2 separate regions of the Homo sapiens genome follow, and region 2 is linked to region 1. A link is a loop called in an ENCODE intact Hi-C map of the cell type or tissue named here. Cell type or tissue: Caco-2. All regions are shown on one strand. Links, peaks and the distances in the headings refer to the core of each region. The heading gives the core; the rest is flanking DNA.

Evidence for each region. A loop is a pair of places that touch in the nucleus more often than their neighbours do. Peaks named below come from ENCODE experiments on the same cell type or tissue, not always from the same donor. Only the 100,000 strongest peaks of a DNase experiment are listed, where the experiment ranks them.
Region 2: it touches region 1 in a loop (5-fold over the local background); 1 of 110 quality-filtered maps calls a loop at or near these places.

The regions. Positions count from the first base shown.
Region 1 is chr11:129,419,535-129,436,313 of GRCh38, forward strand. The region is part of intron 1 of BARX2 (BARX homeobox 2); the gene reads left to right. Among named protein-coding and RNA genes, the nearest start is that of BARX2, 52 kb to the left of the region's middle. In Caco-2, for the core only: no CTCF peak of the experiment used is centred there; a DNase peak (open chromatin) is centred at 8,057.
Region 2 is chr11:129,492,938-129,509,716 of GRCh38, forward strand. No RefSeq gene overlaps it. Among named protein-coding and RNA genes, the nearest start is that of LINC01395, 120 kb to the right of the region's middle. In Caco-2, for the core only: no CTCF peak of the experiment used is centred there; no DNase peak of the experiment used is centred there.

The sequences.
Region 1 (16,779 bases), core at 7,048-9,547:
CTCAGACATGTGACCTCATCATGGGATAGTTTCTGTGTGGAGTGAAGGATGTATGTGCAAAGTCCAGCCCCTAGTGGTGCCCAGTGAGTGTTCCTTCCTTTTGTCCCTCTGTCCTTGGCCTTGAGACTTGTGGGGGAATCTAAAAGACACCAGGCTGATTTAGGTCTTGTGGAGCCTCTCTGCTTGTGGGCGGTTGACTCTTCCTGAGGCCCTCACCACAGGTGCAGCATTACTGGCAATATTATTATTATTATTCTTGTTTTTGAGATGGAGTCTCACTCTGTCGTCCAGGCTGGAGTGCAGTGGCACAATCTCGGCTCACTGCAGCCTCCGCCTCCCGGGTTCAAGCGATTCTCATGCCTCGGCCTCCCAAGTAGCTGAGATTACATGCATTAGCCACCACGTCTGGCTAATTTTTGCATTTTTAGTAGAAATGAGGTCTCACCATGTTGGCCAGGTTGTTCTCTAACTTCTGACCTCAGGTGATCCGCCTGCATCGGCCTCCCAAAGTGCTGGGATGAGCACAAAGGCATGAGCCACTGCACCCGGCCTATCAATATTATTTTTTAGTGAACAAATCAGTGTCAGTGTTGTGGGCCTTTGGGTTGTAACGCAATCCAAGGTCTACTGTTCCTTTCCCCCCTCCTCCTAAACATGTATTAGCCAAATTTGGGGAAATTTTCCAAGCAGAAGCTTTTTGGATTGGCTGTTAATACATCACATCATTAGCTGTGAATCTTGGATACACTCAAGCTCTCCCAAAAATAGACCACATGAAGGAGGAAAATAAGAACCCGAGGCCATGCAAGCACTCAGTATTTGGTGGCTCTTGCCCAGAAAGGCAATACAGTGATGTGAACAGAACACTCGTTTTCTCTCCTCTGGAGGCCTGAGCTCTGTTTCTAGTTCGGACCTCAGCTTTCTTCTGTGTGACTTTGTTTAATGCCCTCTGCCTCATCCATCAAAGACTGGATTAGAAAAAATAATCTCTCTTCTGTTATTTAGTGTGTTATTAGCTATAAATCACCTAATCTCAAAGTCTTAATTGTGCATGGTGCAAATATAGTCTTTTGCCTTTCGTAGTTACAGTCTGGATCACCCATGGGAATATCAGGTAAGTAAATAGTTTATAGTTTATTACTTCACCTCCTTGTGAACTGAGATGATTGAGCAGAGCTGGAGAAGTTGATATGCATGCATTAATATTTTGTTCTTTGCACACGTATTCAACTAATATTTGTTCAGTTGATACCCTGTGCAAAGTACAGGAAGAACACTGTGGGAGATAGAAGTAAAAGGCAAAAACTTTAAATGTGGTTGAGAAATATTAGAGAGACATATTGTTTCCTAGTGTAATATTAGTCATAAAATCATTGTACCTTGGTACCAAAAAGGGACCTTCAAAATCATCTCATTCCCTCATTTACGGATGAGGAATATTCAGAGCAAGAAAGACCTCACTGTGGCCCAGAGGCTGAGCAAGTTTAACGGGGTTGTCAAGGCCAGAGTTCAACCTTCATAGACAGGATTTGGCTCCGTGCAAGGGAAGAGAAAGGCCTTCTTGCTGTAGGGAGCAACTGTCTTTGGTCCTGGTAGCCAGTTGGATACCGTGGTTTGCGAACCGATGTGCATTGTGTTGCAAAATCTTATTGCTGTTATTCCTGTGGTTACCCCTTATTATAGTAGTGTCTTCAAGAGGAAGACTCAAACATGAGTAAATATTGATGTCTCATGTAAAAATTTTCCCTCAACTGTTTGGGGATGCACTGGCTGCCATTTATTCTTAACAGCTTAAATAAAAGAGAAAGGGAGAGGAACTCTCATTCTATCCAACAAAATCCTTCCATCAAACACAGAGCTTCCCTTTCCTCCTTACTTCAACAGGTAGATTCCTTCAAAGTTGGAATCCTTTTTGTAACATAGTTTGATGACCCCTGTGTGCATTGGATGCATAATCACTAAGGATACACATCTATTAGAAATGAATAGAATACCAAAAAGAGAAAATCAATGGGATTCCATAGAAGTCATATAACTGACTGCGTGAGATGGAAACATCCTGATGGAAATGCCTGTATGATGCCAGTCATCACAGTAATGGGAAATCTTCCGATCACTGACTATATTTTGGGGGCCTTGCCAGACACTGGTTTGTTTGCAGGTGCTCCGGTTTAATGACTTGCCTTCATGTTCCAGCAACGAGCTCTTCCTGCTTGTCCTTACTCTGTGGAACCAATTCCAACATCAGAAGTTGAAATGAGGCACAAATGCCTTTTCCTCTATTTTCTCTACTCCTCAGGTTTTTGGTTTTACTTTTTTTTTTGGACAGTTATAATTTGGCAAATTTGTATACTTTTATACTGGCATATCTTAAACTTTTACCTGTTGCTTTATATCATTCAGTTTGGATCACATTGGAATCTCAGCTAACCTCATTCTTAGAATGTCAGTTAAATGCCACTCTTTCATGAGAATCCTGATGGCCTATACTTGGTTAGATCTTCCTGAATACTCTTTTTCCTCCCCTTAGAGATGGGGTCTTGCTCTGTTGTCCAGGCTGGCCTCGATTGCCTGGCTTCAAATGATCTCCTGCCTCATCTTTCCCAAGTGCTAGCTTTACAGACATGAGCCACTGTGCCCAGCCCCTCAACACTCTTTATAGCACCTGAACTACTGCTTTTTAAATCATCTGCCATCCTGGCTAGACCCTACGCTGGACAAGGACCTGGTCTGTCTTTTATGCATTTATTTAATTAAATTTTCTTCCTTTTCCTTTTTTTAGAGATAGAGTCTCACTCTTGACACCCAGGCTGCAGTGCAATGGTGCAATCGTAGCTCACTGCCTCCTCCAACTCCTCGGTTCAAGTGATCCTCCTGCCTCAGCCCCCCAAGTAGCTAGGACTACAGGCACACACCACCACACCTGGCTAATTTTTAAAATTTCCATTGAGATGGGGTCTCACTATGTCGCCTAGGTTGATCTCGAATTTCTGGCTTCAAACGATCCTCCTGCCTCAGCCTCCCAAAGTGCTGGGATTACAGGCGTGAGCCATCGTGTCCAGCCAGGACATGGTCTTCTCGTGTATTGTTTTATCCCCAGTTAGTGTGTAGATCTCTTGTGTGTACAGTAGGGATTCCACAATTTATTTAGTTGAATTGGATTTTATTCTCTTTTTTTTTTTTTTTGAGATGGAGTTTCACTCTTTTCGCCCGGACTGGAGTGCAATGGCACCATCTCGGCTCACGGAAACCTCTACCTCCCAGGTTCAAGTGATTCTCCTGCCTCAGCCTCCCAAGTCATAGGCATTACAGGTGCCCATCACCACACCTAGCTAATTTTGTATTTTTAATAGAGATGGGGTTTCACCATGTTGGCCAGGCTGGTCTCAGACTCCCGACCTCAGATGATCCACATGCCTTGGCCTCCCAAAGTGCTGGGATTACAGGCATGAGCCACCCTGCCCAGCCAGATTTTATTCTCTTTTATCTCCCTTTGTTTTTAATTCTTTGCAACTAAGTCAAGCCATAGAGAGATTTAAGTCAGGATTAGAATGTGTAGGGAGAAGAATGAAATCAGATTGGATTTTTTTTTTTTTTCCCAAGACGGAGTCTTGCTCTGTCACCCAGGCTGGAGTGTAATGGCGTGATCTCAGCTCACTGCAACCTCCGCCTCCCAGATTCAAGCAGTTCTCCTGCCTCAGGCTCCCGAGTAGCTGGGATTACAGGCACCTGCCACCACGCCCGGCTAATTTTTGTATAATTAGTAGAGACAGGGTTTCACCATGTTGGCCAAGCTGGTCTCGAACTCCTGACCCCTTGATCCACCCACCTTGGCCTCCCAAAGTGCTGGGATTACGGGCTTGAGCCACTGCACCCGGCCCAGATTGGATTTTTAAAATTACATATTTTTTTGCATGTAATCAGGAACTTGCCTGTGGACCCAGGGGGCCACATGCAGAAAGGTAATCTCCAGTGGCTTTTTCTAGTAACTGGGTCCAGTGCCCTGACATTGTGCACATCTCCCCAGCATGCCTGGTGGAGATTCCTAAACCAGGGCTATAGTCCACTTCCAGGGCCATAGTCAGAGAAGGGGAGAAAGTTTCAAAACTTATGTGAAAAGGCTAATGAGTAACCTCATTGAATGTTTATCATTCTTGAAATTCTCTTTGGCCATTTTACTAGTCCTGTACTCTCTGGCTTGTGCTGCTGCCTCTTATGCTATATAATGCCTGTCTCTTCTATTGATGATTTCCTCTTCCAGCCCTGTTGATGAAGATGTACTCCAAGGTCCAGTCCTTCATCCTCTGTTTCTTTCTCTCTCTCTCCTTTTTTTTTTTTTTGTTGAGATGGAGTCTCACTCTATTGCCCAGGCTGGAGTGCAGTTGGCTCACTGTAACCTCCACCTCCTAGGTTCAAGCGATTCTCCTGCCTCAGCCTCCCGAGTAACTGGGACTACAGGTGCCTGCCACCATGCCTGGCTAATGTTTGTATTTTTAATAGAGACAGGGTTTCACTATATTGGTGAGGCTGGCCTCGAACTCTTGACCTTGTGATCCTCCCACCTTGGCCTCCCAAAGTGTTGGGATTACAGGCATGAGCCACTGCGCCCAGTCCATCCTCTTGTTTCTTAAATCTTTCTTCTTGGGAGATGAATTCTGCTTTCAACCCTTCAACTTTGGTTTTGAGTGAATTTATGCATTCATCTCAGAGCCCTTCTGGGGAGCATCAGCTTGTGACTGTCTCTGACACTTGGATGTGTGATTGTCACTTCAAACTGTAAGCCTCATGTTTTCTCCCAAAACATTCCCACGTTGCAGACATCAGATTTCTCTCAATGGCCCTAAATCCAGCAGTCACCTCGAGCGTCTTGAGTCTTCCCCTTCCTGTGTGTCTGCCTGTCTTCTCCCCACCCTGCAGGTTGTTTCCAGATACTACTGGATTTTCCTCGACAATGCCTCTGGAATCCATCCCTTCCTTCCCCTCTTGGAACTCAGTTCCTGCTCTTTTCACAGCTCACCCTGTCACCAGGCACTGTACTCTCTAGAATTCCTACACTTCCTACACCACTCAGCCTTTGCCACATGTTTCTTCATTTCCCTCTTTACCTTTAAATAATTAGTTTTTTTGAGGGCAGAGATCAGGAATTGCTTCTCTTCTTGTCTCTACCAGTCAGCACAGAGCTGAGTAGCTGTTCAACAGAGTTCCCTAATGATGATGACAGTGAACCAGAGGATTCCTCCCAGGAAATTTTGTGTGTGGACTTTGCCTCTGTGAATGCCAGGATGTCAGCTAGAAATGATTGAGCACAAGCTATGAGGCAGAGGGATGGATGAGGTTAGCACAACAAAGCAGTGTTGTGACTTCTTAGTGAATAGAGACATCTTTACAATATGGAACATTCACTGGATCTGCTAAGTTGGGTGATTGAAAAAAATCAGTGCCTTTTTTGGAATAGTTCTTCATTGTCTTTCATACTCATTTGCAATGTTATCCCCCAACAAGCTTGTAGAGAAGTATTACTATTGCCTTTTTATAGAAGAGAAAACAGAAGCTTCGAAATATGACCAAGGTCATAGAGCTCAAAGGTGTCAGAACCACATCTCTAGCCCTGAAATCCTGATTCCAGGTAAAATCAATTCAACAAAGCATGGAGTTAAGCACCAGGAAGATGGAGTTTCAAATTTTTTTCCTAAAGAAGTTTTCAATCTCGTGAGAAACAGATGGGTAAACAACATAACTCCTAATTCAAGGTTTGAATTAAGTAAGAGTGAATCAGGACACAAACAGAATGTGTGGGTGCATGAAGGTAGGAGTGAGTGATTCTGTCTTTGTACTAAACAGCAGCTGTTCCTGGCAGCTTTCCGTCAGGGAGTGCTTGTGAAGCATGGATGAAAGCAGGTGTGGGTGTATATGGAAAACAGCATGGCCGGGAGGAGAAAGACCACACCATGTCCATGTGCTAACTGGCCAATGGAGGTGAAGGGTGGTGGAGGCTGCGGGCTGGATGATGACTGAATTAGGTGATGTGACATTTTAGGCAGCATGAGAAAGTCTAGAAACCTACCTGTTGGGCTAGCTTAATCGATCTCACTTAGCTCCAGCATTGCTGAGTGGTTTTGTGGGTGTCTACATTTCTAGTGATATTGCAGGGATAAGGTGATAAGACTTGGCTTGTCTCTGCAAAGTGAAGAATATGAAAAGAAGGTGTGAAGCAATCAGGCTTCCAAGGTCTCTCTGATGTCCTTTGCTTATTTTCCAAACTTTCTTCATTTTTCTAAATCTCCCCAATCTTTTCTCCCCACTCCACCTCTCTGCCCTTTATTTTTAAACCTTTGTAAACTTCTTAAGTTTTTATTTAACTGGAGGGTTATTCCAGAGTCTCTATCATGGTAGTCTAATATGGATTTTAGAATAAATTTATTCCGTGTTTCTAATTCATTTACATTTAACTCACAAAATGCCCTTCCTCCTTTTTTTTTTTTTTTTAATGAGGTAGTTAATGTTGCTAAGACATTTTGTCAGCCTTTGAGTTGGCCTCTTAAAACATTTTCTGTTTTCTTCAGTCACACAAAACTGGAATCTGTAGAGAGTGCATCTGTTTCATTCACTCTTGCTGGACTAGAAACTTGGTGAATCACAGTTAAAAGGCTACTCAGAATCTCTTTGTATTTCCTCCCTCCCTCTGTCCTCCTCTCTCCTAGGCTTACAGATTATGCGTATGGGGACACGGTCATGGAACTTTCACATCTGGTGACCACCAACACTCAGCTCGCTCTCAGCATAAGACAGGGCAAAGTAACTTACTTTAACCACCCTGTATCTGTTTTCCATGCTGGTTTTTTTTTGTTTTTTTTTTGAGACAGAGTCTCACTCTGTTGCCCAGGCTGGAGTGGAGTGGCACAATCTCGGCTCACTGCAACCTCCATCTATCGAGTTAAAGCAATTCATCTGCCTCAGCCTCACAAGTAGCTGGGATTACAGGTGTGCACCACCACGCCTGGCTAATTTTTGTATTTCTAGTAGAGATGGGGTTTCACCATGTTGGTTGGCCAGGCTGGTCTTGAACTCCTGACCTCAGGTGATCCTCCCACCTCAGCCTCCCAAAGTGCTGGGATTATAGGCGTGAGCCACCACACCTGGCCCCGCTGCCTGCAGTTTTTAGAAATTGGCTTTGGTTCTGTCTTGTGACCCCCAACTCCATCCTTCCTTGCCTGTTACTAACCTTGAGAAGGGCTGTGCCTTGGGACCCTCAAACTTTTCTGTGGATTTTTTTTTTTTTAACAGATCTACTAAACCCAAGTAACTATTTGGGGAGTGTTGGTAGTTTTAGGAAGATGTCCAGCCAGGTGAGCCCTTCCTCTGACTTCTCTGAGCTCCCTGGTTGCTGTCAGTCTCGGTATATGGCTGCAAGGGCATTGGAAGACTTCCATTGAGCAAAGAGAAACTGGCCGACTCTGCTACTGCTGAATCTTGCTTTGCATGTGAATGCACAGATGATAAGAAGATACGTATGCATGCTTCACAAGTAGGTGTGCTTTCTTGATAAGAAAATTAATCTACTTTAATTTGGCTCAATCACTGAGCATTATGAAACTAAGTGAAGGGAGAGAAAGAAAGGGAACCAAGTGCCCCCTGGGCACTTCACATACATTAATGCCGTTAATCCTCACGATAATCCAGGAGGGAGAACTGTTATTGGCCTAACTTTATAGGACATTGAAATCAAGAAAGACTTGGTAACCTGCTCACTGTGTGAGTCAGGAATAGAGGCCTTATTTTTTCCACTACCTCAAACTACCAGCCAGTTGGTAGGAACGGGAGCTTAGGGGAATACTTCGGTGTGGGTGATTTTATGTTTTTTTTCTAGGAAACTCAGCTATAGCTGCCCAGTTATCCATGGCGTACATCTTCCAGGTTATCTGCATACTTCTGGACCAGTGTCTTTGTGTGTGCGTTGTTTATGTCCCTCTGAAGCTTTCTGTGTATATATAGGTCACACATTCCTGCAATGTAAATCAGTCAAGCAGGCAGCTTAGAAATTCTTATCCATTCAGACCTTTGGCCTTTGCTTGTGTAAACTGGAAATGTGGGTGTGGAGAGTCAATGTGGGGACTAGAATGTTGGAAGAATAGAAGAGAAGCCCACAGGAGGTGTGTGAGGGCAGAAACTGTACTTGGGGGATTTTGCCCTGAGGTTCAAGTATGGCTGTAGCTGCGGGGACCTGGCTTCTGCCATGAAGGAGGACTTAGATGGAGGAGCTGTGCCAAGAACCAGCAACCCTGGAGTGGGTACATGCCTGGCCCAAGCATGTTCACATGCACGAGTTCACTGACAGCTTTCAGAACCAGCATGACTGAAAATACTCTGTTTAGCCTACCAAATGTTCCACATCTCCCCAAGCTCCCAGGATGTCTCCGGCACCCACCAACCACTCATGTACTCAGGTTTTCCAGAATCCAAAAACAGATTCTCAAAAAGGCCGAACATTTGGCAGGGAAGTATTTCTAGGTAAATGATATGCACAGTTATGTGATCTCCATCCCAGAGGGAAACATTGGCTAAGAGGATTGGTTGAAGAAAAACAACTATTAGAAAATGTGTTCAATGGGGTCATGTTTATGCTCCTTCTGTCAACTAAAACTGTGTGTTTAAACAATGTCTTTGGTTTATTACAGTCATCACACTGTCAGTAGCAGATAATGTGCTTGAATTTCACAAGTGTATGTAAATGATCTAGGGTAGCAGGGCAGCTGTCCCCAGTCAACGTTTTCACATTGTGATAATTCTCAGGAAAGAGAAAGACATACTTAAGAGTTGTACGTTATCTGTCTTCTCAGTAACCAAAGTGTCTCCTAATGTATGCATTAATTTATAATTTGGCACTGTTTTTAAAACCTGGGTTTGATTTTTAGTCAAAATACAGATTTATGGTGGGATTTATTTCACAGTACTTTTTTGCAAGAGTAGGAAATGTTGGAATGCAAGCGCTTTGTGAAATTAAAGCTCTGGGTCAATGCTACTTTGTTGGAAATCAAGTCATATATTAAAATTAGAAAAGACAGCAAGCAGCTGGCTCAAGTATATTTTGTCTCACTTTTCTGCTCCCCATGGGCTTGCTTTTCGGAGAGATCCAGTGGTTTGTAGCACACACATTACCCACCAACTCCCATTCCAGCCGTGCCTGTTCTTCTGAACTTTAGAGACACATATCAAATACCAAGAGCTCAAGACAGTGCCTCATTGCGATTCTATTTGTTGACAATGGTGATCCTTTTAAGATCCTGAAATGTTTCTCAGCATCACGGCAGCTTTGTGTGTGCGCCTCCAACTTCACGGGGGCGCTCTCAGCCAGTGGGGAAGAGTACACTCTTAGAGCGGAATTTGCATCAGAACGTTGGGTCAAGATTGCTGAAACAATGGACTTTGGTGATTAGGATGTTGCTTTAAGTCACTATTATTTATTAGAAGTTGTGTTTTTTTTTTTTTTTCATGAAGATTTTTCATTAGGTTTAAGCTTTATGGAACCAAATTGCCCAAATCTCTGGAAGTCATTTTTAAATAACCAGCAATTGCTTTTCAGCCTACTAAAGGATAGGATCATCAGTAGAATCATTTCTATAAATTAATCTATAAGGTTAGTGTAACTCTAATCAAGTTTTTAATGGGACTTGCTTTCTTTAGAGTCTAACAAGTTGATTTCTAAAGTTCAACTGGAGGCCGGGCATGGTGGCTCACACTTGTAATCCCAGCACTTTGGGAGGCTGAGGTGGAAGGATCACTTGAGGTCAAGTGTTTGAGACCAGCCTGGGCAACACAGGGAGACCCTGCCTCTAAAAAAAAATTAGCAGAGTGTGGTAGCATGTGCCTGTAGTCCCAGCTACTTGGGAGGCTGAGACAGGAGGATTGTTTGAACCTAGGAGTTCAAGGTTACAGTGACCTATGATTGCACCACTGTACTCCAGCCTGGGTGGCAGAGGGAGACCCTGTCTCTAAGGAAAAAAAACGGAAGTTCAACTGGAAAAATAAATTAATGTCAATAGCCAAGAAAATTCTGTAAGCAAAATAAAGGGGGGACTCGTTCTACCAGATAAGAAAACTCCCTAAAACCCCACAATCATTAAAGTGGAGTGATCCTATAATAGGATCATATATTAGTTCAGTAGAACAGGACAAAATCTGGGAATAGACCCATGTATACATAATATAACCCAACTATTTCTAGGGCCCCATATGGCCTAGTGGATGTAAATCAGAAATCTGACTGTGGAAGCCTTGAATATGAAGATCTTTATTTTACTTGTTCCTAAAGGAGTATATTCATGGATTTCACAAAGTATACTCCCTAAAATATTTTCCAGAAATCTTGTCTAAATAGCCTTCACTCTCCTGCAAGGTGCAAACTCACGGCAGCCTCTAAAAATGTGTCCCCATCTCTCTGGTCTTCGTGGTTTTCTAACTTTCTCTTCCCCCACCATTCCCTGCCCCCCATACATTGTGTTCCCAATTTGTGACCACCTCCACAGAGGGCAGCCCTTGGGAAGGGTAGTTTTTTTCCCCAGTTGGCTGCTTTTCTGGAGAGCGGGATATTCCCGGAATTCTGCTGATGGAAATTCCCCAGGAGACTCCCAGAATTCTGATGAGCAAAAATTCCCAACTTCATTTCTTTGGGAATTTACTGTATCTTAACCCTGCCATTTTAAGTCACTGAACTAGTCAATATATGGTGTTAGGGTTTTTGGCTATCCATTCAGAAAAAATGTGACATACTTATATTTTGTAAAATAACCATTTTGTAACTATATGTTTCAATAGATTAATATACATATTACTGGATTTAGGTCATATATATATATGTACATAGGAACAATTCTGTAAGTTTATCTCTAAGATTTGGGGTTGAAAGCAGTGAGGGGAGTCTTCTACTTTATGTAGTTTTGAATTGTTTTAAATTTATTTTGTAGCAAATGTGTGTAACATTTTAATTTTTTTTGAAATTTCCTTTTAATTTATATTTAGTAAAAATTCACTATTTTGGTAGAAGAGCAAGTTTTGACAAATGCAAAAAATTATATAACCACCACCGTGGTTAAGATACAAAACAATCTTAGCACCTCCCCTGGCATCTCCTCCAGTCCCAGCCAGTTCTCCTGTGCTTCCCCTTTGTGGTTAAGCTCTTCCCCGACCCTTAACCTCTGGCAGTCTATTCTCTATTCCTAGTTATGCCTTTCCTGTAATGTCCTATAATAGAATCATATAGCCTTTTGAGTCTGGCCTCTTTCACTTAAGCATAGTCATTTGAGATTCATCCACTATTCATCAAGTTTTTTGTTTTGTTTTATTTTTTTGAAACAGAGTCTTGCTCTGTCGCCCAGGCTGGAGTGCAGTGGCATGATCTCTGCTCTCTGCAACCTTCACTTCCCGGGTTCCAGCAATTCTCATGCCACAGCCTCCTAAGTAGCTCGTATTATAAGCACGCACCACCACGCCCGACTAACTTTTGTATTTTTAGTAGAGACAGGGTTTCGCCATGTTGGCCAGGCTGGTCTCAAAGTCCTGGCCTCAAGAGATCTACCACCTCGGCCTCCCAGTGTGCATCAATCGTTTTATTGCTTTATATTTCTGAGTAGTATTTCGTTGTGTGTCTGTACCAGTTTTTGTTTATCCATCCCCAAATGAGGGACATTTGGATTGTTTCTAGTTTTTGATAATTACTAATAATTCTGCTATAAACATCTGTATACAGGGTTTTGTGTTCTCTTTTCACTTGGGTTAATATCTGGGGGGTTTTGCTAGGTCAAATGGTAAGCGTTTGTTTAACTTTATAAGAAACTACTAATTCTCTTTCCAAAGAGGCCGTACCAGTTTGCATTCTCGCCAGCAATGAAGGAGAGTTCCAGTTGCTCCACATCCTCACCAGCACTTGATATTGTCAGTTCATTAAAAACGTCAACTGTTCTAGCAGCTGTGTAACAGTACCTCTCTGTGGTTTTTAATTTGCATTTCCTTCATTAGAATCTTTTCATGTGCTAATTTGCCATATGTAGAACCTCTTTGGTAAAGTGTCTTTTCAAAACTTTGGCACGTTGTTATAGGGTTATTTTTTAATTGTCAAACTTTGAGAGTTCTTTATATATTCCGGGTAAAAATCATTTGTCAGGTGTGAGATTTGTCAGGTCTCACAGTCTGCAGCTTTTTTCATTTTCTTAACAGTATCTTTTACAGAGCAAAAATTGTTAATTTTGATGAAGACCAGTTTTTTGCCTTTTTATTTTATGCATCATGCTTTTGGTGTCATGGCTAAGAATTCTCTACCTAACCCAGTGTCACAGAGATTTTTCTCTAATGTTTCTTTCTAAAAATTTTATAGGTTTGTGTTTCTACTGAAGGTCTATGATCCATTTTGAGTGAATTTTTAAAATAATTTATGAGGTCAAGGCTCTTATTATTTTATTTATTTTTATTTTTATTTTTATTTTTTGCATCTGGATGTCCAATTGCTCCAGCACCATTTTTTTAAGCAATTATTTTTAAAAATTTTTATTTTACTTATTATTTATTTTTTGAAATGGAGTGTTATGAGTGCAGTGGCATGATCTCAGCTCACTGCAACCTCCGCCTCCCGGGTTCAAGGGATTCTTATGACTCAGCCTCACAAGTAGCTGGGATTACAGGTGCGTGCCACCACACCAGCTAATTTTTGTATTTCTAGTAAAGACGGGCTTTCGTCATATTGGCCAGGCTTGTCTCGAACTCCTGACCTCAAGTAATCTGCCCACCTCGGCCTCCCAAAGTGCTAGGATTACAGGTGTGAGCCACCACACCCAGCCTCATTTGTTGAAAAGACTACTATTTCTCCACATTAAATGATGTTTCTTTTAAAAGAATGAATGTGATTCAAGAACCCAAACATCTTTTGACATAAAGGGAGAAAATTGACATAAAGCGAGAAAATTCTCTAGACCTTTGGATTCTGAATGGGCTAAAGAGCCCCCCTTTCCCAGGAGAACACCCACAATGTTTGTTTTACTAGAAGTGTCATAAAACTAAACACATTTTATACTCAATTTCTGGGATTTCTAGACTGATTTTCTTTGCCTAGCTTTTAGAAGAAGTTTTAACCACTCCTTGGGATCAAGGGTCAATGAAAGATTATTCTTTTTGACAAACTGAACATAAAATTAAACTTTAGAATGGGAATGAAACTTATAACTCATTTAATGTAACTTTCCTTTTTAAAAAATTTTAAAAAAAAGATACGCACCTGTGCAAAATGTGAACAATGCAGAAGTATCATCTAGATTTGGGGATGCCAAGGGACATGGGCTTTCCTACTGCTTCTCTGTCCCCTCCTCAGTGTCTTTGGCCGGCTCGTCTTCCTCTCTGTGACCTGAGATGTTGGCGTGCCCCAGAGTTCAGCCCTTGTATTTCTTCATTTTTTTATTCCACCCACTCCCTTGGTGATCTCATGCAATCCCATGGTCCAATATGCCACATAGACTCCCAGGAATTGTGTCTCTAACCCAACCTCTATCTGACTGACTCCTCAACATGTGCAAGATGTCTAATAGCAACTTACCTAACACAGAAATCATGGTTTTCTCACTTAATCCTGCTTTTTGCCCAGTCTTTCCCATCTTGGTAAAGGGCACCATCCTTCCTCCAGTTGCTAAGACCAAAACGTCAGGCCTCTCCTGGCAACTCTCTCTCTCATACCTGACATTCAGTCCTTCAACAAGTCCTCTCAACCTTAACTATAAAATGCACCCCCTCTCACTGCTGTAGCTGCTGCCTCTGGTCTACTGGCCTCCTCACTGGTTTCTCTGCTCCCACCCTGGCCCCTGCAGTCCAACCTCCTTAGGGATCATTTAAGACATCAGTCAGATCATGTCCTCCCTCAGCTCACATCTTGCCAATGGCTTTTTTAAAAATCACATTTTGAATAAAATCCAAGTGATTTGCCCTGACCTACAGGGCCCTGCGTAATCGGGCTCCAACAGATCTCTTCCCAGTTTTCTCTCCTGTGACTTCTGCCCTTGCCTACTCTGCCTTTCTGCTGGTCTTTCAACCCATGCTCATTCGGCCTTTAGGGCTTTGCCTGTGCTGGTTCTGGGGCTGGGGTGCTTGTCCCGTACCTTCTCCAGGCTCTCCTCTGCGTGGGGGTGCTTACCTGCAGAAGGGTCATCTTCCCACCATGGCCTTCCCTGACTCCTCATCCCCAATACTGCCCTCTGCCCCACCTGCCCCATCTTCACACTTTGCTGTATTTTTCATCATAGTTTATCACTACCTGGCACTATTTACATATTTACTTGTTTATTTGTTTGCTGTCTGCCTCCCCAAATGGATGTAAGCTCCATGAAGGTAGGACTTTATAGTATTCGTTGCTATCTCCCCAGCTTCCAGAGCGGAGTGTAGCCCATAGTAGATGCTCAGTAAATATTCATGGCTGGATTGAATGCAGGATTAGATGCAAATGTGTAGATTCCTTTTCACCCTGTTTTATTCCAAGCCCAGAGGTTATCACTGTTAACAGTTTGATAACTAGCCTTCTAGACTTTTAAAAATGCATTTATAAAGGCAGACAAAAAAAAAATCATAGTTTTAAAGAATAATACAAATGATTTTACATCATATTTTTCTCAATAATATATTAGGTATTTTCTCGTATTAGTTTATATATAGTTTATCCATCTATTCATCTCTCTTTCTCATCAGTTTATATGTTTTTTTTTAAGAGACAGAATCTCTGACTGGGCACGATGGCTCACACCTATAATCCTAACATTTTGGGAGGCTGAAATTGGAGGATTGCTTGAGGCCAAGAGTTCAAAACCAGCCTGGGCAACAGAGACCCTGTCTCTACTTTAAAAAAAAAAAAAAAGTAAGTAAAAAAAAAAAAAAAAAAAAAAAAACAGAGACACGGTCTCACTCTGTTGCCCAGGCTGGTCTTGAACTGCTGGCTTCAAGCAGTCCTCCAGCCTCAGCCTGCCAAAGTGCTGAGCCACCACACCTGAACTAGATAGTACTTTTTAATGGTTACATTGTAGTTCATACTATGGATGTACCACAATTTATTTAATTATTTTCCTGTTGAGAGATATTAATATATAGGTTATTTCCCCTGCTCATGATTATAAGCAAGGCTGCAGTGAATATGCTTGTATATAAATCTTTGTACGCATAGACCTCAAATTACGAAATTCCCTGTCAGTGACTTGGTAGATACTGCTTAATTTGTCCTCAAGGATTATACTGTTTTATACTCCCACCAACAATATATGAATGCCTATTTCCCCGTATGCTTGCCAATGCTAGATATTACCACACTTTCAAAATATTATTCAATGTTGGGTAAAAAAATATTTAACTCTCTTACAAAAGAGAAAGGTGATACAAAGCCTTCCTTACAGGTGGATTGTTAGTCATTTCCTATAATGATAAGCTTCTTAGTTTCTAGATTACACATTAGCCTGCTAAAGAAAGATAGTCTCTTTTGAAAGAAGTGACAGACTTAAAGGAGTAAGGTGATTTAAGATGAGAAACATCTTATGCCTTTTTAAGAAGCTTCCAACTTCTTTTCCAAGAAGTATCATTTCAGGATGTGTGCTGTGAGATCCAAACCACAAGCCCACATATCCTCATTTTCTTGCTCTAAAATATCACTCCCAGGTGATTTTTTTTTCTTAAAAAGAATCCACAGCACAAAACATCAAGTGTTGGAGTTGGCTGGAGAGTTAATGGAAGTTGTAGCAAGTGGTGATTTATTGTTATTTAACCACTTTGTGGTTTCTGCTGGGCCTAGCTAGAAGTGTACTCAAAGAATAAGAGAAGCTATTTGTTTTATCAACTGTGACTGGGGGCCAAACAAAGGCATGGGAAGGAATAAGAAGAGAAATGCCAACCCAGAGAAGAGAGCTGGAGCACAGGTAGTACCTGGATGCTTCTGTGATGTTAGTCGGTTTCAACTCAGAGCTAGTGTGAATGTTGGTTGGCTCAGATGCTGGCTGTGGCCTTGAAGTCACTTTTCAGGGCTGGACTGAGTCCCAAAGGGCAGTCCCTGGGTCTTCTCCATTTTCATCAGATATCAAATGGGGAGGATGAGAGGTCCTTTCGTGGCATCAGTATATTAGAGTTTGAAGGATTCTTTAGAATCAGCTAGTTTTCTTACTCACCTTATAGATGATGAAACTGAGAGATAAAATGATTCACATAGGTAATGATCCAGACATTTTAAGCTCTGTGTTGAATAATCAAAGGGAAAAGCTCTTTACTTGAACTTTACAGATTTAACAGATTGTTGGACAGAAAAGAACTCTTGCCTTGAAATTCCTAACGCAGGAGTGGCATATAACTGGTATGTATGCCACCATACCCTGCCCCGGCCACATGCCCATAGCAGACATTGTTAATCGACCCAGCACCTTTTCCTCAGCCAAGCTCTGGCCAGCCTGAGAATCCTCCTTAACATAGTGCTGGAGGCGCCAGTCATACCGATCTGAGCTTTCATGTGATTTAAAATCTGTTTGCCTCCCTCTTCTGAATGATGTATCCATGTGATTCATGATGTGCTGATAGCATGGGACTTCAAGTCAGAAGAACTTGGTTTGACTCCTCCATCTGCTGCTTCCTAGTTACGTTATCTTAGGCAACTCACTTAACCTTCCTGGGGCAATTTACTCCCTCTGAGATGAGAAAGTTGAATTAAATAATCCGAAAGCATCCTGTCAAGCTCTGAAAAATGCTATGCTTCAAGGTACACAGACTTCTCAGGAAGAATTC
Region 2 (16,779 bases), core at 8,583-11,082, 75 kb after region 1:
TTGTAGAGCAAAGGACCAAGAAGAAAGAGCTGCATGGACTGAAAGACCTCTGCATATCTACAAAGGATCCCTCTTGAGTCCTCACCAGAGAAAAGATTAGTAAATGCATGTGAGGAAGCTACCCAAGGAGAGGGAAAGAATCACATTAAAGGATTAGAGTGAACAATGTTTGGAGCTCACACCATGCTGACAATAGCTGCTATTCTCATCTTCCAGAGTGTAAAATTTCATCATTCATGAAACATCGGACAGAATATTCAGAAGGGCTTTGATTCAACAGTGGAGAAAATTTAGTCCTAGATTAAATGCTGCTCTGATGTCATCAAACTAAATGTAAAAGCAAGACTTGAAAGAATAAGAATGTTTACAAGCAATTTAACTGAATTCCAGAACAAAGCCCAGAATATTTATTGGTCTATAAAAATGTTCAGCACCAAATAAAGTAAAATATACAACAACTAACATACAGTCAAAACTTACCCAACATACACATGAGCAGTAAAATATGACTTGTGATATGAAAAAAAAATCAGTTCAATGGGAGGGCTTCCAAGATGGCCGAATAGGAACAGCTCTGGTCTGCAGCTCCCAGCAAGATCGATGCAGAAGACAGGTGATTTCTGCATTTCCAACTGAGGTACCTGGTTCATCTCATTGGGACTGGCTGGACAGTGGGTGCAGCCCATAGAGGGCAAGCTGAAGCAGGGAGGGGCATCACCTCACCTGGGAAGCACAAGGGGTCAGGGTATTTCCCTTTCCAGCCACAGGAAGCCATGACAGACTGTTCCTGGAATACACTCCTGACCAAATACTGCACTTTTCCCACAGTCTTAGCAATGGGCAGACCAGGAGATACCCTTCCGTGCCTAGCTTGGTGGGTCCCATGCCCACAGAGCCTTGCTCACTGCTACTGCAGCAGTCTGAGATCGACCTGTGAGGCTGCAGCCCGGCAGGGGAGAGGGGCGTCTGCCATTGCTGAGGCTTGAATAGCTCAGGCTTGAGTAGCTCACAGTGTAGACAAAGGGGCCAGGAAGCAAGAACTAGGTGGAGCCCACCACAACTCAGCAAGGCCTACTGCCTCTATAGATTCCTCCTCTCGGGGCAGGGTATAGCAGAACAAAAGGCAGCAGACAGCTTCTGCAGACTTAAACGTCCCTGTCTGAGAGCGCTGAAGAGAGCAGTGGTTCTCTCAGCATGGTGTTCGAGCTCCGAGAACAGACAGACTGCCTCCTCAAGAGGGTCCTGACCCCCGTGTAGCCTGACGGGGAAATACCTCCCAGCAGGGGCTGAAAGACACTGCAAACAGGTGAGTGCCCCTCTGGGACGAAACTTCTGGAAGAAGGATCAGGCAGCAGTATTTGCTGTTCTGTAGCCTCCACTGGTGATACCCAGGCAAACAGGGTCTGAAGTAGACCTCCAGCAAACTCCAACAGACCTGCAGCTGAGGGACCTGACTGTTAGAAGGAAAACTAACTAACAGAAACAAATAGCATCAACATCAACAAAAAGATCATCCACACCAAAACCCCATCTGTAGGTCACCAACATCAAAGACCAAAGGTAGATAAAACCACAAAGATGGGGAGAAACCAGAGCAGGAAAGTGGAAAACTTCAAAAAACAGAGCACCTCTTCGCCAAAGGCTCGCAGCTCCTTGCCAGCAAGGGAACAAAACTGGACGGAGAATGAGTTTGATGAGCTGACAGAAGTAGGCTTCAGAAGGTCAGTAATAACGAACTTCTCTGAGCTAAAGGAGCATGTTCTAACCCATCGCAAGGAAGCTAAAGTCCTTGAAAAAAAGGTTAGATGAATGGCTAACTAGAATAAACAGTGCAGAGAAGACCTTAAATGACCTGATGGAACTGAAAACCACAGCATGAGAGCTTTGTGACACATGCACAAGCTTCAATAGTTGATTTGATCAAGTGGAAGAAAGGATATCAGTGACTGAAGATCAAATTAATGAAATAAAGCAAGAAGACAAGATTAGAGAAAGAAGAGTGGAAAAAAAAAACTGTTAAAGCCTCCAAGAAATATGGGACTATGTGAAAAGACCAAATCTACATTTGATTGGTGTACCGGAAAGTGACAGGGAGAATGGAACCAAGTTAGAAAACACTCTTCAGGATATTATCCAGGAGAACTTCTCTAACCTAGCAAGGCAGGCCAACATTCAAATTCAGGAAATACAGAGAACGCCACAAAAATACTCCTCGGTAAGAGCAACCTCAAGACATAAAATCATCAGATACACCAAGGTTGAAGTGAAGGAAAAAATGTTAAGGGCACCCAGAGAGAAAGGTCAGGTTACCCACAAAGGGAAGCCCATCAGACTAACAGTGGCTCTCTCAGCAGAAACCCTACAAGCCAGAAGAGAGTGGGGGCCAACATTCAACATTCTTAAGGAAAAGAATTTTCAACCCAGAATCTCATATCCAGCCAAACTAAGCTTCACAAGTGAAGGAGACATAAAATCCTCTACAGACAAGCAAATGCTGAGAGATTTTGTCACCACCAGGCCTGCCCTAAAAGAGCTCATGAAGGAAGCATTAAACACGGAAAGGAACAACTGGTACCAGCCACAGCAAAAACATGCCAAATTGTAAAGACCATTGAGGCTAGGAATAAACTGCATCAATTAACGGGCAAAATAACCAGCTAACATCATAATGACAGAATCAAATTCAAACATAACAATATTAACCTTAAATGTAAATGGGCTAAATGCCCCAATTAAAAGATGCAGACTGGCAAATTGGATAAAGAGTCAAGAGCCATTGGTGTGTTGTATTCAGGAGACCCATCTCACGTGTAAAGATGCACATAGGCTCAAAATAAAGAGATGGAGGAAGATCTACCAAGCAAATGGAAAGCAAAAAAAAGTAGGGACTGCAATCCTAGTTTCTGATAAAACGTAGTTTAAGCCAACAAAGATGAAAAGAGACAAAGAAGGCCACTGCATAATGGTAAAGGGATCAATTCAACAAGAAGAGATAATTATCCTAAATATACATGCACCAAATACAGGAGCACCCAGATTCATAAAGCAAGTCCTTAGAGGCCTACTAAGAGACTTAGACTCCCACACAACAATAATGGGAGACTTTAACACCCCACTGTCAATATTAGACAGATCAACGAGACAGAAGGTTAACAAGGATATCCAGGACTTGAACTCAGCTCTGCACCAAGTGGACCAAATAGACATCTACAGAACTCTCCACCCCAAATCAACAGAATATACATTCTTCTCAGCACCACACCGCACTTATTCCAAAATTGACCACATAGTTGGAAGTAAAGCAGTCCTCAGCACATGTAAAAGAACAGAAATCACAACAAACTGTCTCTCAGACCACGGTGCAATCAAATTAGAACTCAGGATTAAGAAACTCCCTCAAAACCACACAACTACATGGCAACTGAACAACCTGCTCCTGAATGACTACTGGGTAAATCACGAAATGAAGGCAGAAATAAAGGTGTTCTTTGAAACCAATGAGAAGAAAGACACAACATACCAGAATCTATGGGACACATTTAAAGCAGTGTGTAGAGGGAAATTTATAGCACTAAATGCCCACAAGAGAAAGCAGGAAACACCTAAAATCGACACCCTAACATCACAATTAAAATAACTAGAGAAGCAAGAGCAAACACATTCAAAAGCTAGCTGAATACAAGAAATAATTAAGATCAGAGCAGAACTGAAGGAGATAGAGACACAAAAGAAAACCTTCAAAAAATCAATGAATCCAGGAGCTGGTTTTTTGAAAAGATCAAAAAAATGGATAGACCGCTAGCAAGACTAATAAAGATAAAAAGAGAGAAGAATCAAATAGACGCAATAAAAAATGATAAAGGGAATATCACCACCGATCCCACAGAAAGACAAACTACCATCAGAGAATACTATAAACACCTCTATGCAAATACACTACAAAATCTAGAAGAAATGGATAAATTCCTGGACACATACACCCTCACAAGACTAAACCAGGAAGAAGTTGAATCTCTGAATAGACCAATAACAGGTTCTAAAATTGAGGCAATAATTATTAGCCTACCAACTAAAAAAAGTCCAGGGCCAGACGGATTCACAGCCGAATTCTACTAGAGGTACGAGAAGGACCTGGTACCATTTCTTCTGAAACCATTTCAATCAATAGAAAAAGAGGGAATCCTCCCTAACCCATTTTATGAGGCAGCACCATCCTGATACCAAAGCCTGGCAGAGATACACAAAAAAAGAGAATTTTAGGCCAATATCCTTGATGAACATCAGTGCAAAAGTCCTCAATAAAATACTGGCAAACTGAATCCAGCAGCACATGAAAAAGCTTATCCACCATGATCAAGTTGGGTTCATCCCTGGGATGCAAGTCTGGTTCATCATACGCAAATCAATAAATGTAATCCATCACATAAACAGAACCAACAACAGAAACCACATGCTTATCACAATAGATGCAGAAAAGGCCTTCAACAAAATTCAATGGCCCTTCATGCTAAAAACTCTTGATAAACTAGGTATTGATTGGATGTATCTCAAAATAATAAGAGCTATTTATGACAAACCCACAGCCAATATTATACTGAATGGGCAAAAACTGGAAGCATTCCCTTTGAAAACTGGCACAAGACAAGGATGCCCTCTCTCACCACTCCTATTCAACATAGTGTTGGAAGTTCTGGCTAGGGCGATCACGTAAGAGAAAGAAATAAGGGGTATTCGATTAGCAAAAGAGGAAGTCAAGTTGTCTATGTTTGCAGATGACATGATTGTATATCTAGAAAACCCCATTGTCTCAGCCCAAAATCTCCTTAAGCTGATAAGCAATTTCAGCAAAGTCTCAGGACACAAAATCAATGTGTAAAAATCACAAGCATTCCTATACACCAATAATAGACAAACAGAAAGCCAAATCATGAGCGAACCCCCATTCACAATTACTACAAAGAGAATAAAATACCTAGGAATTTAACTTACAAGGGATGTGAAGGACCTCTTCAAGGAGAACTACAAACCACTGCTCAATGAAATAAAAAAGGACATGAACAAATCGAAGAACATTCCACGCTCATGGATAGGAAGAATAAATATCGTGAAAATGGCCATACTGCCCAAGGTAATTTATAGATTCAGTGCTATCCCCATCAAGCTACCACTGACTTTCTTCACAGAATTGGAAAAAAGTACTTTATAGTTCATATGGAATCAAAAAAGAGCCCACATAGCCAAGACAATCCTAAGCGAAAAAACAAAGCTGGAGGCATCATGCTACCTGACTTTAAACTATACTACGAGGCTAAAGTAACCAAAATACCATGGTACCGGTACCAAAATTGATATATAGACCAATGGAACAGAATAGAGCCCTCAGAAGTATCACCACACATCTACAACCATCTGATCTTTGACAAACCTGACAAAAACAAGAAATGGGGAAAGTATTCCCTATTTAATAAATGGTGCTGGGAAAACTGGCTAGCCATATGTAGAAAGCTGAAACTGGATCCCTTCCTTACACCTTATACAAAAATTTACTCAAGATGGATTAAAGACTTAAATGTAAGACCTAAAACCATAAAAACCCTAGAAGAAAACCTAGGCAATACCATTCAGGACATAGGCATGGGCAAAGACTTCATGACTAAAACACAAAAAGCAATTCCAACAAAAACCAAAATTGACAAATGGGATCTAATTAAACTAAAGAGCTTCTGCACAGAGAAAGAAACTACCATCAGAGTGAACAGGCAACCTACAGAATGGGAGAAAATCTTTGCAATCTACCCATCTGACAAAGGGCTAATATCCAGAATCTACAAGGAACTTAAACATATTTACAAGAAAAAAACAAACAGCCCCATCAAAAAGTGGGTGAAGGATATGAACAGACACTTCTCAAAAGAAGACATTTATGCAGCCAATAGGCATATGAAAAAATGCTCATCATCACTGGTCATCAGAGAAATGCAAGTCAAAACCACAATGAGATACCATCTCACACCTGTTAGAATGGTGATCATTAAAAAGTCAGGAAACAACAGACGGTGGAGAGGATGTGAAGAAATAGGAACACTTTTACACTGTTGGTGGGAGTGTAAATTAGTTCAACCACTGTGGAAGACAGTGTGGCAATTCCTCAAGAATCTAGAACTAGAAATACCATTTGACCCAGTGACCCCATTACTGGGTATATACCCAAAGGATTATAAATCATTCTACTGTAAAGACACATGCACATGTATGTTTATTGTGGCACTATTCACAATAGCAAAGATTTGGAACCAACCCAAATGTTCATCAGTGATAGACTGGATTAAGAAAATGTGGCACATATACACCATAGAATACTATGCAGCCATAAAAAAGGATGAGTTCATGTCCTTTGTAGTGACATGGATGAAGCTGGAAACCATCATTCTGAGCAAACTATCACAAGGACAGAAAATCAAACACCACATGTTCTCACTCATAGGTGGGAACTGAACAACAAGAACACAGGGACACAGGGCAGGGAACATCACACACCCGGGCCTGTCATGGGGTAGGGGGATGGGGGAGGGATAGCAAACCAACATGGCACATGTATACCTATGTAACAAACCTGCATGTTGTGTACATGTACCCTAGAACTTAAAGTATAATAAAAAATCAATTAAATGAAATAAACTCAGAAATGACACAAATGATGAAATTAGCAGACAAGGTTGTTAAAACAATTATTATAACAGTCATAATGTCTGAGATGAGAAATTCACTAAATCAGATTAACAGCAAAGTAAACATTGCGGAAGAAAAGATTTAGACATGGCAATAGAAACTATCCAAGAAGAAACATAAGAGAAGGCTGAAAAACAAAAACAGAGCATCAGGGAGCTGTGGAAAAACTTTAAACAGTACAATATATATGTAATCAGAGCTCCTGAAGGAAGGAAGGAGTGGGTGGGTAACAGAAAAAAAAATATTTAAGAAATAATGGCCAGGTGTGGTGGCTCATGCCTGTAATCCCAGCACTTTGGGAGGCCAAGGTGGGCAGATCACTTGAGGTCAGGATTTCAAGACCAGCCCGACCAACATGATGAAACCCCATCTCTGCTAAAAATACAAAAAATAGCTGGGTGTGGTGACCCACACCTGTAGTCCCAGCTACTTGGGAGGCTGAGGCACGAGAATTGCTTGAACCATGGAGGCGGAGGTTTCAGGTTGCAGTTAGCCTAGATTGGGCCACTGCACTCCAGCCTGTGTGACAGAGTAAGACTTTGTCTCAAAAAAAAAAAAAAGGAAAAATAATGGCTGAAAATGTTCTAAATTTAATGAAAATGTTAAGTCTACAGATCCAACAAGTTCAGCAAATCCCAAACCTAAGAAACATGAAGAACACTACACTACAGCACAAGTCACATCATTGTGAAATTAATTAAAACACATGATAAGGAGAAAATCTGAAAAGCAGCCAGGAAAAAAGATACATTACTGTACAGAAGAACAAAGATAATTACTGCCAATTTCTTCTTGGAAACATTGTAAGCCAGAAGACAGTGGAGCAATATGTTTGAAATACCAAAAGGAAAAGAAAACCCTTTCAACTTAGAATTTTACACCCCTTAAAACTTTCGAAAATGAAGGTGAAATTGACTTTTTTCAGACATTCAAAAGCAGAAAGAATTTATCACCAGCAGACCTATTTATTCTTCAGGCAGAAGAAAAATGAGAAAAATGACAGAAATCAGGTTCTACACAAGGGAATGAAAAGCACTGGAAATGGTAACTACATGGATCAATACAAAATAATTTTTATTTGTGTATCTTTAAAAGATAATTGATAATGCATATAAAAATAATATCATGCCTGTAAGCCACTCTTCACCAAAGCATTAAGAATTGCATTGGTAACAAAAGAAATTCAAGACCAGACACCGTGGCTTACACCTGTAATCCCAGCATTTTGGGAGGCTAAGGCAGGAGGATCACTTGAGCCCAGGAGTTCAAGACCAGCCTAGGCAACATGATGAGACCTCATCTCTACAAAAAATAAAAAAATTACCTGGACGTGGTGCATGCTTGTAGTCTCAGCTACTCAGATTGTTGAGGTGAGAGGACTGCTTGAGCTCAGGAGTTCAAGGCTGCAGTGACCTATGATTACTGTTGCACTCCAGCCTGGGTAACAGAGTGAAACCCCATCTCCAAAACAACAACAACAACAATAATAATAATAGGGGTTTTTATAGCATGTGTATATAAAAGGTATAGATACCAGATAAAAGTTTGAATCTACACAAACGATTAAGGAGACTGGAAATGGTAACTATGTGGATAAATATAAAAGATTTTTTCTCATTTTACAAACCTTTTAAAAAGTAATTATTTAAGCAAAAATAATAATAACAACACATTGTAGAATTTCCAACATGTGTAGAGGAAAAACATATGACAATAATAACTCAAAGGCTAAGAGGAGAGAAATGGAAGTATATTGTAGTAAGGCTTATGTAGTAAGTTTTATGTGAAGTACTATAATATTATTTGAAGATAAACTGTGATAAGTTACAGATATATACTATAAACCTTAAAGTAATCTCTAAAATAGTTAATAATACATATATTAACATATCATATACATGATACAGGTTGAACATCCATAATCCAAAAATCTGAAGTCTAAAATTCTCCCATAAGCATTTTTTTGAGTGTCATGTTGACACTTAAAAAGTAGATTTTGGAGCATTTTGGATTTTGGATTTTTAAATTAGGAATACTTAATCTGTATATATAAAAATTGTATTTATACATAGTTAAATGTAATATATGTGTAGGTGTTTATCAGCTATTTTATTAGGCTCATGAACATGTAGAATTTTTATATCCTCTGTTGAACTGGCCATTTTATCATTATGAGATGAACTTCATATGGAACTATAAAAATAATCTAGAGCATCACAGGAGGAAAAAATAAACACAAGTGGAACAAATTGAAAACAAATAGCAGGATGAAATATTCGAGCCTAACAATTAAATGTAAATGGTCTCCACCACCCCAATTAAAAGGCAGAGATTTTAAGATTGGATTGAAAAAAATAGCAAGATCCAACTATATGCTGCCTACAGGAAACCCACTTCAAATTCAAAGACACACCTAAGTTCAAAGTAAAAAGAATAGAAAAAGACATACCATGCTAACACTAGTTAAAGGAAAACCAAAGTAATATATTATTAACAGACTAAGTAGATTTCAGAATAAAGAATATTACCAGGGATAAAGAGGGTTTGCTCATAATGATAAAACAGGCCATTCATTAGAGGACATGACAATCCCCAATGTTCATGCATTTAATATAACATAGCATTGACATATAGGAAACAAAAACTGATAGAAAAATAGACAAATACACAATTATAGTTAGTGATTTTAACATGCCTATTTCAATAACTGATAGAGCATATAGACAGAAAATCAATGAGAATACAGAAAACTTTAACAACACTAGCATCCTGACATATTGGCATTTATAGAGCCCGCAGCACATTACACATTATTTTTAAGGATGTACAGAACATTTACCAAGATAAGGTATATTCTAGGCCATAAAACAAGTCACAATACATTTAATTCAAATCCAAGTATGTTGTCTTTCCACAATAGAATTAAATTAGATATCAATAGCAAAAAGACACTAGGATAATTTCTAAATATTTGCAAACTAAATAACATACAAGTAAATAACTCATGAGTAAAAAAAGAGACGACAGAGGAAACTAGAAAATTATTTTAAACTAAATGAAAATTCAACATACCAAATTTTGTGAGATGCAGCTAAAGTAGTAGATAAAGGGAAATTTATAGAACTAATACCTATGTTAGAAAAGATTAAATGATAAATAACAGAAATCATCTATTTTCAGCAGAAAGAGATTAAATACCGGGAGTTAGTGCTTATGAAAATCTTTGGAAGGGCTGAAGAAATGAATTTTAGGACGACACTACTAAACTTGCCAGTCAGAGAAGGGAGCTTCCTGCTTACCTTACCTTTTCAAGAAGCAGGAAAATTGGGAATCAAGAATCCACCACTATAAATGATGACTCTAGAAATACACCATTTTATCCACCATCCACACCACAGAAAGCCACCATTATGCAATAGCAAATTCCATAATCAAATGATGCTTCCTAAATCCAAACAGCAAAACATATATGCTCCCCTAATTCTGCCTTTTAACAACAATAAAGCTAAGGATTGGATAGTAGGAATCCTGCCAACTCTAACCAAAGAACAAAAAATCAAAACCAAAACCAAAACAAGAAAAACAAAGCACTTACACACATACACACCCCAAACTTCAACACAACCAAGACTAGCTAGGAGAATCAACAGAGATAACTAACAAAAGCATGGCCTCCACCTCAATTCTGCCTTCCAAATCTTACGTAGGAGCATGGGATTGGTGAATCCTAAATTACATCCTGAGTCATAACTGCAAAGGTATCTGAGACATGTTTTTAGTTTTCTAGACTCTGTTGTACAAGAAGGGTAAAATGGATAGCCCTTTCTTATCGTGGCAGCCAGCATTTTAAAATATCCTTCCTGTATTTTTTCAGATCTCCTATATTTTAAGACTACTCTTCTAAGGTAGAAGTCAACTAACTTTGCAGTCATGTGATCTAGGTTCTATCAATCAGATCCTTGCTGTTAGGACTTGAATGAAGAAGTGAGCTATGTGAGGAGGTGGCCAGATATGGGGGAACAAGTAACTGGTAGGCATTTTAGTGGAAGGTGGATGTTTCAGCAGAGGTGGCACTGGTAGTATCTCTGGCATCTGGCTCCAGGCATTACAGGTGCCAAACAGCATTTGTAGAGATATTTTTGGTGGAGAAGCTCTTGAGTGTGGTTGCTACTCAGCTTCAGAATATGTCTCTCTGGCTTTTCTGGAAATGCTGTGTACTATCTACCATACTTTAACAAATTCCTAACATTCCTTTTTTAAATAAACTAGTCACGGTGGATCCTGTTTGCAAACACAAACCCTAACTGATACAACAAATCCTCGGGTATGCATTTTAAGCAGGTTCCTTAGTGGAACTCTAGTTTCTTTCACAATAAAAAGAAAAAACAAAAGAAGAGAAAGATCCTCAGAAAACAAATGTACAGTAGGAGTTAGGTAATAAGGAGTTTTCGGATTACGTTTTGGATTCAGTAGATACTTAATGTAAATTTTCAGGCCATCTACATAAATTGGGCTTACAGTGAAATCATTCAGTGTAATGCCACTGAAACTCTGTAAGATCCTCTACCATCAGAGAGATATGGGGTATAATTCTTTTGTCAGATGTATGCATCCTGGAAACATTTTCTTCTCATCTGTAGTTTGCTACAGTCTAGCAAATCTAGTTTGTAGATTTTCCAAATAGTATCTTTATTGGGTAGTAGTTTTAATTTTGATGAAGTCTAATTTATCAAATATTTCTTTTACAGTTATTGCTTTCTGAGTCTTGTTGATGAAACCTTTACCTACCACCTTTTGGTTACAAAGATATTCTTTCTGTTTTCTCTTAAAGAAATTTCATGTTGGAAGAAAATAATAATAGGTACCATTTAGTAAGCACCAATCATATGCCAGATGTTTTATCTACATGATACTGAATGGCTACAGCAACGCTAGGAGGAATATTAATATTCCCATTTTACAGATGAGGAAGCATTCTCGGTTAAGTTAAATAGCTTGCTAAGATCAGCAATCCACCACTATCCACCACATTAGCGATATTGGGCAGTCAAGATTTGAATTCAGATATGGCTAGCCAAAAAGTCTATGGTTTTTCCGCTATATTACATTTTCTCTCTTCCCTTTCCCCATCAAGATGAAGACAAAGAGATGCAAAAAGTTTCTGGAGTCAGGAAAATTTCTAAAGAACACTTCAAGCCTGGAACTAAATGTAAACCTGAGTTAAATTTTCTGTTTTTGTTTTTTAGCTTGACTAGTATATATTTTTGTGTGAAGTGTTGAAAGAAAAAGTTCAGAGGTGCCACACCTCCCCAACAACCTCCACCTCCAAGAAGGACCTCTTGCAAAGTTTGTCGGGGGGACCTGAGACCAGGAGACAAAATGACTTTCAGAGAGCTCTCTTGACCCTGACATTGGATTTAGCTCTCTTCGTGTGGCCACAGGAATGGGCACATAGGTAGGAATCACTGTCCGTCACCCCCTGGAGTGTCCAAGCTCCTCACACAAGCAGGCAGGTGATACATTTTTCTGCATCTTTGGATGCCTAGAACCTTACACAATACCTGGCACTGAATTGAAAGACTGAATGAACAAATGATGATTTAACTTTACAGGCGTATTTCTGAAGCTGCAAATGCAGAAAGGACATGTGGCTTCTTTTAGGATCAATAGGTTATACTACTGAACCCATAACTTTTCAGCAGATTCCGTTGCTTCAGCAATAGGGAGGCTACATAGTACAGTGGTTAAGAACACATGCTTTCTCATCAAATAGATCCAAGGTCAAATTACTGGTTCTTCCACTTGCTGAGTGAACTTGTACAAGGTTACATAAGCTCTCTAAATTGCTTAAGGATTAAATTAGAGAGTGCATACAAAGAACTTGAACAATGCCAGGCATAGAGTAAGTGTTCAATAAAGAGGTGCTATCATTACAGAAGCTATTTCATAGTTCCTTGTTGTCTAAGCACAGGTTAAGTTCCTTTTGCCTGCCCCTTAATATTTGACATGCACTTATTAAAAAAAACCTTTCTAATAAATAAACATTTTTAATTTTGAGAGAGTTGTAGATTTACATGCAGTTGTAAGAAATAATACAAAGAAATTCTGTGTAGTCTTTACCCAGTTTTCCCTAATGGTAACATTTTGCAAAATCACAATATCACAACCAGGATATTGACACTGATAGTCAGGATACAAAAAAATTTCCATCACAAGTATCCTTCATATATCCTTCAAGTATTCTTCTTTTACAGTCCCACCCACTTCCTTTCAGCCACCACCACCATCCTTAACCCCTGGCAATCACTTATTTGTTCTTTTCATTTCTATGATTTTGCCATTTTAAGGATGCTGTATAAATGGAATCATACAGTATATAAACTTTTGCAATTGGTGTTTTCTTTCAGCATATTTCTCCGGAGATTCGTCCAGCATGTTGCATGGATCAATAATTTGTTCTTTTTTATTGCATGATTATTACATGATATGAGTGTGCTACAGTTTGCTTATCCATTTACCTGTTGAAGGACATATAGATTTTATAATTTGGGGTTATTACAAATAAAGCTGCTATAAACATTTGTTTGTGGTTTTTGTGTAAATATAAGTAAACATTTATTTGGAATAAATGCCCAGGAGTGCAATTACTGGGTCATGCGGTCGGTGCATGTTTAGTCTTTTAAGAAACTGGCAAACTGTTTTTCAGAGTGACTATTCCATTTTACATTCTCAGTAGTAATGTATGAATGATCCAGTTTCTCCACATTCTTGCTAGTATTTGGTGTTGTCATTATTTTTTATTTTAGCAGTCCTGGTAGGTATGTGGTAATATCACACTGTAATTTTATTTCCCTAAGGTTAATTATGTTAAACATCCTTTCATGTGCTTGTTTGTCATCTACATAACTTCTTAAGTGAATTATCTCTTAGCTACGTTCTAATTGGCTTGTTAGCTTTTTTACTATCGAGTATCTAGATACTAGTCCTTTGTCAGATATGTGGTTTGCAATATTTTTTCACATTATGCTTTTCCATATTTTTAACATGATCTTTTGTAGAGAAAAAGTTTTTAAATTTGATGAAGCCCAATCTATTTTATTCCTTTTATGGAACATGCTTTTGGTCTCAAGTCAAACTCTTTGCCTAGTTCTTTATCCCAAGATTTTTTCTTATATTTTTTTCTAAAGGTTTTATACTTTATGTTTTACATTTAAATTTGGATAAGGTGTAAGACCTAGGTCGAGGTTCATATTTTGGCCTATGGATTTCCAATTGCTCAGAACCATTTGTTGCTTGTTTTGAATTGCTTTTGCAAAAATTAGCTGAGCATATTTGTATGGGCTTATTTCTGGGTTCTCTATTCTTTCCCATTGATCTAAGTGCCTTTCCTTCTGCTAGTACCACAGTCTTGAGTTGTGTAGCTATATAGTAAGTCTTAAAATTGAGTACAGATGCTCCTCAACTTATGATGGGACTGTATCACAACAGACCCATCATAAGTAGAAAATACTGTAAGCCAAAAGCACATTGAGCACATTTAATGTACTGATGTATTTAATGTACATAAGTACATTAAATGTGCTCAATGTGTTTTTATAATAATAATATAATAATGTAATTTTATAATAATAATAATAATAATGAAACATCACTTAATGTAGCCTACTTTAAATGTGCTCAGGATGCTTACACTAGCCTGAAGTTGGGCAAAATCATCTAACATAAAGCCTATTTTATAATAACAAATAATAATAAGGCCTATTTTATAATAGAAAATTATTTATTATAATAATAAAGCCTATTTTATAACAAAATCATCTAACATAAAGCCAATTTTATAAAGCCTATTTTATAATAATAACTCACATAATTTATTGAATATCATACTGAAAGTGAAAAACAGAATGGTGTATGGGTACTCACCATTAACATACACAGCTGAAAACGACATTGTAAAGTTGAAAAATCATGAACCATTGTAAGCTGGGGTCCATCTGTAGGCTGGTTCCTTCCACTTCGTTCTTTTTCCAAGTTGTTTTAGTTATCCTACTTCCTTTCCTTTCCATAGAAATTTTGGATAATCTTGTATTAATAAGTATCTACCAAGAAAACCAAAAGCTTGCTGGGATTTTGATAGGAATTGTGTTAAACCTGTATATCAGTTTAGGAAGAATTTACATCTTTACTACGTTGAATCCTCCAATACATGAACATGAAATGTCTCTCCATTTTTTTAGATTTTCTTTTATTTCATTCATCAGTGTTTAATGTTTAACATATGTTTTATTAGACTGACATCTAAATATTTCATTTCTTGGGGTGATTAAAATGTTACTGTAGTTTTAAATTTGGTGTCCATTTTTAGTGTCATCACTAGTATATAGAAATACAACTGATTTGTCGGGCCAAGTGTGGTGACTCATGCCTGTAATCCCAGCACTTTGGGAGGCCGAGGTGGGTAGATCGCTTGAATCCAAGAGTTCTAGACCAGCCTGGGCAGCACAGCAGAACCCCATCTCTACTAAAAATACAATAAAATTCGCCGGGCACGGTGGCATGGGCCTGTAGGCTCAGCTACTCAGAGGGCAGAGGCAGAAGGATTGCTTGAGCCAGGAGGTAAAGGCTGCAGTGAGCCGAGATCTCACTACTGCACTCTAGCCTGCCCTGTCTCAAAAAAATAAATAAATAAATAAATAAATAAATAAATAATAAAAAGAAAAAGAAAAAGAAAGAAATGCAATTGATTTTTATATGCTTATCTTGTATTCTCTGGCCTTACTGAACATAGGAATGTTTTTTTGGATGCTTTGTGATTGTCTATGTAGAAAATTGTGTAATCTGCAAAAAGGGACAGTTTTATTTCTTCCTTTCTGATATTTATTCCTGTTTTTTTTTCTTGCCTTATTGCCTGGCTAGAATATCCAGCACTATGTTGAATAGCAGTGATAAGGGCAAATATCCTTGCCTTGTTTTCAATCTTAGAAAGTATTTAGTTTTTTATCACTAAGTAAAATGTTAGTTGTAGGGTTTTTGTAGATGCTCTTTATCGGGTTGAGGAAGTTCCTATTTGTGTTTTTCTGAGATGTTTTGTCACAAATGGTCAAATACTTTTCTGCATATAATCATGTGTTTTTTCTTCTTTATTAAAATGGTAGATAATATTGATTAATTTTCTAATATTGAACTAGCCTTGCACCCCTGGGGTAAATCCCACTTAGTTATGACGTATAATTTTATATATATATATTTTTTATTATTATACTTTAAGTTCTAGGGTACATGTGCACAATGTGCAGGTTTGTTACATATGTATACATGTGCCATGTTGGTGTGCTGCACCCATTAACTCGTCATTTACATTAGGTATATCTCCTAATGCTATCCCTCCCCGCCACCCCCACGCCACAACAGGCCCCAGTGTGTGATGTTCCCCTTCCTGTGTCCAAGTGTTCTCATTGTTCAATTCCCACCTATGTGTGAGAACATGTGGTGTTTGGTTTTTTTGTCCTTGCGATAGTTTGCTGACAATGATGGTTTCCAGCTTCATCCATGTCCCTACAAAGGACATGAACTCATCCTTTTTTATGGCTGTGTAGTATTCCATCGTGTGTATGTGCACATTTTCTTAATCCAGTCTATCATTGTTGGACATTTGGCTTGGTTCCAAGTCTTTGCTATTGTGAGTAGTGCCGCAATAAATATACATGTGCATGTGTCTTTATAGCAGCATGATTTATAGTCCTTTGGGTATATACCCCATAATGGGATGGCTGGGTCAAATGGTATTTCTAGTTCTAGATCCCTGAGGAATCACCACACCATCTTCCACAATGGTTGAACTAGTTTACAGTCCCACCAACAGTGTAAAAGTGTTCCTATTTCTCCAAATCCTCTCCAGCACCTGTTGTTTCCTGACTTTTTAATGATTGCCATTCTAACTAGTGTGAGATGATATCTCATTGTGGTTTTGATTTGCATTTCTCTGATGGCCAGTGATGATGAGCATTTCTTCATGATGAGCATGTCTGTTGGCTGCATAAATGTCTTCTT